Regions from separate parts of the Mus musculus genome. Here region 1 is linked to region 2. A link is a loop called in an ENCODE intact Hi-C map of the cell type or tissue named here. Cell type or tissue: gastrocnemius. All regions are shown on one strand. Each heading gives the region's core, and the rest is flanking DNA. Links, peaks and the distances in the headings are about the cores only.

What was found. Hi-C counts contacts between places; a loop is a spot of excess contacts. Peaks named below come from ENCODE experiments on the same cell type or tissue, not always from the same donor. Only the 100,000 strongest peaks of a DNase experiment are listed, where the experiment ranks them.
Region 1: a loop joins it to region 2, with 3 times the contacts of the local background. A loop is called at or near these places in 1 of 42 quality-filtered maps.

Annotation. Positions count from the first base shown.
Region 1 is chr1:93,515,870-93,519,460 of GRCm38, forward strand. All of the region lies in intron 1 of Farp2 (FERM, RhoGEF and pleckstrin domain protein 2), which reads left to right. Among named protein-coding and RNA genes, the nearest start is that of Farp2, 5.6 kb to the left of the region's middle. In gastrocnemius, for the core only: no CTCF peak of the experiment used is centred there; no DNase peak of the experiment used is centred there.
Region 2 is chr1:93,234,562-93,238,152 of GRCm38, forward strand. Sned1 (sushi, nidogen and EGF-like domains 1) reads left to right here and starts at 1,336. Exons shown (of 31, transcript NM_172463.4): 1 at 1,336-1,640. The coding sequence starts at 1,428. In gastrocnemius, for the core only: a CTCF peak has its summit at 2,184; DNase peaks (open chromatin) are centred at 1,240, 1,774 and 2,143; H3K4me3 peaks cover 2,389 bases; H3K27ac peaks cover 1,873 bases.

The sequences.
Region 1 (3,591 bases), core at 350-2,849, 280 kb after region 2:
TTCCTCTGCTAGCCTCACTTTGTCTGTAATATTTACCACCATCTAACATCCCCACTGGAATATAGGGACTTTTCTCCCTTGGTAGGTCCTATATCCTTAAGCACTTAAGAGTTTCTATTTTATCAGAATAGGTGATCAATAAATGTTTGAATACAATAATGAAGTTTTGTGGAGGGGGGCAAAGTCTGATGTCAGGTACTGTGTGGAGCCTGAAGCATATATAATTAGAAAAGTGTAGGCGGCTCACGACACCTATAACCCCATCTCTAGAGGAATGAGACACCTTTGGTCCTGTGGGCACCTGCCCTCAAAATGCACATGCCCCCACACACAATTTAAGATAACAAATATAAATCTTTGAAAAGAAATCAGGTTGCAAGTAAAAATTTATTAGTAAACATGTGTCTAGTATCAGAAAAAGCACGAAGCTAGGAATGTAGCTGAGTTGGTTTCCTAGCATACACAAAGCCCTGAGCTGGATCCTTGGGGCCACTTGAACCTGACAGACTGCCACATCCCTGTAATCTCAGGAGACAGTGGTAGAAACAGGAACACCAGAAGTCAACGCCATCAAACACAGCCTGGGATACATGAGACCCTGTTTGGGAAAAAAGGAAGGAAACATGTGATGTAATATTACCTTGCATGTAATTCTTTTTTCTTAGCTATGTATTTTTAATTTCCTTTTCATGGCAGTGAGAAGATAGAATTTGTTCATTCCTCTAGAATAGCTGATGCATTTTTATTGATAGGATACATAATTTTTACATATAGGCACATATCTAATAGTCCATATCTAAAGAGCTTTGTGTCCCCAGGGTAAGGGGGAATGGACAGATTTTTATTCTGTTTTGTGTATTAATTACATTTAATAAGGAAGAAAATACACTTCTAAGGCATATTTACAGTTGTAGTTTTATATTATCACCCTGTTTTTCTGATAGGTAAGGTCTTGCACTTTTCTTCTTTTTTTTTCTAGTATAGAATAGAGTTTATTCAGGGCATGGGGAGGGGAGTTAAGAGGGTAGCAGAGGCAGAGAAAGGCAGAGAGAAGGAGAGAGTAGAGAAATGGGGGCTGGCCATGGCCACCACATACCAGTGGACCCTCAGATAACAGTAGACCCTCAGATAACAGTAGACCCTCAGATACCAGTGGACTCTTAGATAGCAGTGGACCCTCAGCTAGCAGTGGACCCTCTTGGGCTGCCTTAGGACCTTGTTACATAGCACTAGGGCAACACGGTGTATGAACAGCATTCTAGGAGTGCATTTCAATGTACTCGAGACTGTAGGAAACTTAAATGTACTTCCACCCTAATAGCTCCCAGATGCGCCAACTGCTCCTCCAAGTTCCCTTCTCAGGAGAGAATGGCACAGGCAAAGTTACACTGGACAGCGGAGCAGTCATAAGTGATTACAGTCAGAATTACTTTTTGGTAAGTTTTACAGAAACATATGACCATGGGAACATTTTGCTTGGGGCCTTACCAGTACCAGGCCCGTGTGAGAGACCTAGAAAACTAAGTCAAACTAGTTTTCTTTTTTATCATCAAATTGCTTTGATTGGGCATTTTTCCACCCCATGCTTGATGCCAAATAAACTAGTAGGGTTTGGAGTGAAGGTCCTAAATGCATTTTCATTGGCCAGTGGGAATTTGTTTGGGAAGGAGGAAGTGATGTTGGAAATGAATTTATAAGACTTTACTAAATACTTTGTCTACTTCTATAAAAGTTGCAGGTTTCTTTTCTGTAGTTGTTATTATGGAGAGCAGTGGAAAGCAGACCACAATATCTGAATAACAAATCAATCTCAGTGTTAAAGGTATTTATTTATTTATTTATTTTAGTTTTTTTGAGACAGGGTTTTTCTGTGACGCCCTGGCTGTCCTGAACTCACTCTGTGAGTTGGTCTTGGTTGGTCTTGAACACAAGGATCCACAGGCCTCTGCCCCCCAGGCGCTGAGAGTAAAGCCATGTACCACCACACCCAACTAAGAGTATTAATTGAACTGTTTTAGAAAAACAGAACAAGAACAACTATAACTCTTAGACAAGAGACAACAGTTGTTCTTTCTCTGGAAGGTTGGCAACTATCAGTAGAAACTTGAAGGCCATTACAGATGTTTTCAGGAAGGTATGTGGTTTCAAAGGTAGCATACTTCCATCAGTGCAAACAGCTGGGAAAGAAGAGAGAAGGGAAGGGGTGGGTGAGGGAGGATCTGTATCAGGGGGTATTAGGAGGAGGGGGGCAGATATTGGGATGTAAAGTGAATAAATAAATCAGTGAAAAAATAGAGAGAATTAGTGCTTTATCCTCTCCCAGTAAGTGCCACTATAAGTGTTTGGGGTTGTTTGTAAGGTAGGATGGGTTCATTTTGGTTCATGGTTTAAAATGCGTGATGGCGGAACTTAGTTTCTGGGAGTTGTAGAATGCACACTTCATCCTGGCCTTCCCACTCCCCACTTATTGGGTGGAGCATCAGAATGTGTGCATGGTGCAGCTGTGGAGGGCTCTGAAAGTGGAGAGGTGGTGGCCAGTGGAGATGAAGGCCAGAATTTGAAGAGCTTCCTGCCTTCCCCCCACTGTCCCCTGGCGCGCTATCAGAATGTTCAGAACCTGGAGGTGGGCTTCAGGTGGGGATAAGGAGAGCGACACAGAAGCTTTCTAGTTTGGGATTTAGAGGAGAGACGGGAAAACCCACCATTTTTCCTCTTTGCCTCTCAGTCATTCCTGTAACAGTTGCTTTTCTCCCTCTCTCTCTTGGAGCTTTCTTCCCAGGCCAAATACAAGGCAGGAAATCCATGGGCAAGCAAGGCTATGAAAACCCCAAATTTCTGGCTAAAGGATTGAAAAGGGATCCGTATGAAGAGGGGAGTATAGTGTGGAGAGCATAGAGAGCTTGGGAAAGTTGCCTGGTAAAGTTTATGGAGTTAGAGGCTCAACACTGAGCATCTGTCACTCAAACACTGAGAGCTCAGGATCTGGAGAGATGGTTCAACAGATAGGAAAGCACTGTCTGCTCTTCCAGAAGACCTGGGTTCAGTTCCCAAACTCCACATAGCAGCTCACAGCCATGTACAACTCCAGTTCCTAGAGATCCAGTGTGTGCTTCTGGCCTCTGCAGCTAGGTCAGACACATGTAGGATTTTACTGAAGGACTATCAGGAGCTCTGAAGTGGAGTTTGTACTGACACAGTATTCCATAGAAGACTGGATGAGACTGGCATCCTGAATCTAGCCAGGCCAGTGTCTGCTCATCAGAAATACCAATATGCTCTACAGGACTTAAATAAGACCCACACTCCAACAGCACAGTGTTCTAAAAGTCTAGGATCTACTCCAAAGACAATTAGATCTGAAACCCCGGGAAATGTTCACACCCAAAACACAAACTAAAACTGAAGTGATGTAAATATTGAACTGATCTGAGAATTTATTTAATGTACGTGTGAGTACACTGTTGTAATGTAAAAAATTTATTTATTTATTTATTTAATGTATGTGTGAGTACACTGTTGCTGTCTTCAGACACATTCCAGAAGAGGGCATCAGATTCCATTACAGATGGTTGTGAGCCACCATGTGGTTGC
Region 2 (3,591 bases), core at 753-3,252:
GGGACAGAGGAAGGCAAGCCATGTACCAGGTGTGGGGTAGACGTGGTCAGTGCAAACAAAAATGGTCTCCTTAAATTTGGTGCCTGGTCCCCGACGCTGAGGGTTGGGCGTATCACAGTGGTGAGTCTGCTAAGAACAGGATCTGTGTAAGCTAGGTACCCCTGACTGACACACGGAGAACTCTCTGCTATACTTGAAAAATAATATGCAATGTCCCTTGTGGAACTGAGACACAGCACATGCTTGTTAGAGAGATTTTGGGAAATCCAGAAAAATGCAAAGCCAGCACAAACCAGAATCTCCGGGGCAGCTGCTGCTACTTCTGTAGCTTTTCTTTTTCTTCCTTGCTTCTCTTTGAGAGGCAGCATCTTGTCTTTGGGGATCCCAGACTTGGCTTATAGTCACATTATCCAACAGTAGGATCTGGGTGCAGACAAGGTGGTGAGAACTGAGGCCCCCAAGAGGCGCCAAGGGGACACAGAAAAAGACCAGGTTGCACCCCTGAGGCAGGACAGCCACTTACAAAGCAATTCTTAAGAAGATCGAGAAAGGTTAAGGAGCCACAGCAACTAACTTGCCCCCAGGGCCTGGGTGACCAGCCTACCCCGCAGGTTTCCCTAACATTGTCCAGCTGTGCTGCATGACTGATCCCATAGGGGAAAGTCCTTACACGAGAGAAAGCTAAGTAAGTCTTCGAGTCTCCCAGACCCAAGGTTCATCCTCAGTGAAACCAGAAAAGGAATAGACCCTAGGACAGGTTTCAGCTGGTTCTGAAAGTTGATGTCCTAACTTAGGGCTGGGGTGTGGCCACGCAAGGTTTGTGTAAGTGTTGTAGGGAGAAGTGGCCCAGACTGGCATTCTGTCAGGAAAAGCCAGATGCTCTGGCCTGACAGGGACCCCAGAGGACACACAGGAAGCCTGTTCAAAATCAGGCCTTAGGGCAACAAGTCAGCTTCAGAACTGCTGGGTTTGCCCACGCTCCTCCTGTGGGCAGGCCTTAAGCTGGTGACAGGAGACTGTAAGTCCTCACCTCAACATAGCCCAAATGCAAGAGAGCAAAAGGGCCTCGGTTTGGAGGTGGAGCCAACCCAGTACTAGTTCGGCTTTAATGAGCCTCGACACAGAAGGGCCTGGGAGCTACGCTCCGCTCCCGCACCCTCCCACTCCGCGGACCAGCAAGTTAAAAATGCCACTATTTGCATGACCCCGCCTCTCCCCGCCCCTCCCGAGTGGCCGGCTGGGCAGGCTATTTAAACCCCGGTCCCCGCGTTAGGCAGGCGGTCCGCAGTCGTGCCTCACGCCTTCCTAAGCTGCGCGGGTCTCCGGAGTGCGACGCGAGCTAGCGGAAGGGAACTGTGCGGCCAGTCGGTCGTGCGGTGACTGCAGCCACCTGCCCGAGCCCCGTGGCCCGCCCTCAGATCCCGGCGATGCGCCTCGGCGCCGCCTGGGCGCTGCTGCTGGCCGCAGCCCTGGGGCTCGGGACGCGCGGGGTGCGCGCTGCCGTGGCCCTCGCCGACTTCTACCCGTTCGGCACGAAGCGCGGCGACACCGTCACCCCGAAGCAGGACGACGGCGGCTCAGGGCTGCAACCACTCTCGGTGCCCTTTCCGTTCTTCGGCGCCGAGCACTCCGGACTCTACGTGAGTAACCCCGAGCTCGAGGGGGCTCCGGGGAGGGCGCCGCTGCCCTCCACCCCAACTCTTGCCGCTGCCGCCGCCAGCAACTTGGCACCGCGGCAGCCAGAGGTGGAATGAGGACAGCGCTTCCTCTCTCCCGCGGCCAAGGCCGGACAGCGACTGGCGGGAGAGGCGTGGGCAGGGCGGGGCGAGCAACCGCCAGGGCACCTAGGCGACAGCCAGGCCAGCGGAACGCGGCGCGCCCCTGCTGCTCAAGGCCCGACCTGTTTGGGACGTTGGCAGAGTTCGACAGGCTTCCGCAGAGCTGCGGGTCCCCCAGTGCCTAGTGGGGAGCCTTCGATCCTGTTCCTTCACAGTGAGCTATGTGGTAGTAGGCACATGGCCTCTGGCCACAGTTACCCTAGTGGGGTATCTGGCTTGTGATGGTCTCAGCCCTCTCTAAGCCATTTCAACCTCACCCACAGTTAACACCCAAGGCCCACAGCCAGAAGGAATTCGGGCATGATTTGCTTAGTTGCAGGAGACCTGCGCTGGGCAGGGCTGGCAGCTAGGGGCAGTGTAGAGGGGCTTACCCCTTCCCCTCCCCATCTTAGTCCCCTGGAGGTTGGCCACCAAGATCAGACCCTCTAAACAGGGCTCCCAAGGGTAATTCCTCACTCCAGCCCCAGACACGAATGCTGGAGAGGTCTCAGTGGATTGCAGAACCTGAGTGCCAGCCTCCATGTTCTCAGGGTCTGACCCTGCGCCAGTCACCTGTGCACAAAGGGATGATCTGTAGTGAAATGAGCCTCCTGAATTACTCAAATCCACTTAGAAACGCCAGAGCCAACGTAGTCTATAGTTAAAGCACCATCTTCTCACACACCCTCTGCCGAATCCAACACCAATCACCATTAGCTCTACCAATGATTTTGCCATTAGTGCCACCACATCCACTATCACCGCCTCCACTGGCACACTCACCTCCGCCATAAGCACTGCTGCCTTCAGCCGCCATACTGTCATCCCTACCATCTTGAACACTGCCTCCATCACCAGCCACGTGGTCTGCATTGCCATCCTCCTGGCCACCACTGTCCACGGGGCCTATTCACCGCCACCACCATCTCCAGAACCCTGTACCCCACAGTGACAAACATCACACAGTCCACCACTGTGTCACAACCTGGTGGCTGACTTCCCTGTGCCAACTCAGAATGGCCTCCTCACCTTGGTGGCAGTGCCTGGTGCTATAACCATGGAGGGGCATAGAGGGAGAAGAAAGGGAAGACATCCCTGATAATCCTTCTGCCCTGGGACTTGGCAGAGCAAAGATTTCTTATAGTAGGCAGTAGACAAGAAGAGCTGTGTTCTGGGTCTGCCCAGCAGGAAGAGGCCTGTACATCCTAGGAATGTGGAGACTCACCCTAACAGAGCTGTCTAAATGTTCTTTAAGCATTCTGGCTAGCCTTGGATTTTCCACTCCAAGTCACAGGTGAAAATATTATTAAAATGTTTAGTTGACCTTTTTAACATGAGCAACCGACCTCTGGCTCTTAGAGAAATACACACCCTACCAGAGCCTCTCCCTGAAATGTAGATACTCTTTAGAAAATACTCGCTGGTGTGGTCATGGTGCGCACAGCGAACCTCACCTTTCCCATTGCTCTGTGGGAAAGGAAATGGAATTCTCCGAGAAGCCGCGCCCATACATCTGGCCTGAAACAGCACTTAGGGCACATGTATAGGTGACAGGCCACATCAAGGCTATGTGGAGAAAAGGAGGCAATGAGTCTGGAGCAGGGTGTCTGCTGAGTGTCCCCAGCCCCACCCAGGCTGAGAGGACCCCGGATGCCTCTGCTCGGGCCCTCATCCTGCATAGTGAGGTAGGGCGTCAGTAGCTCTCCTGGCTTTGACGGCTTGCCTAAGAGTAGGCTTGTTGGAATAGTGAGTGAAAGAATGAATGCCCCATATT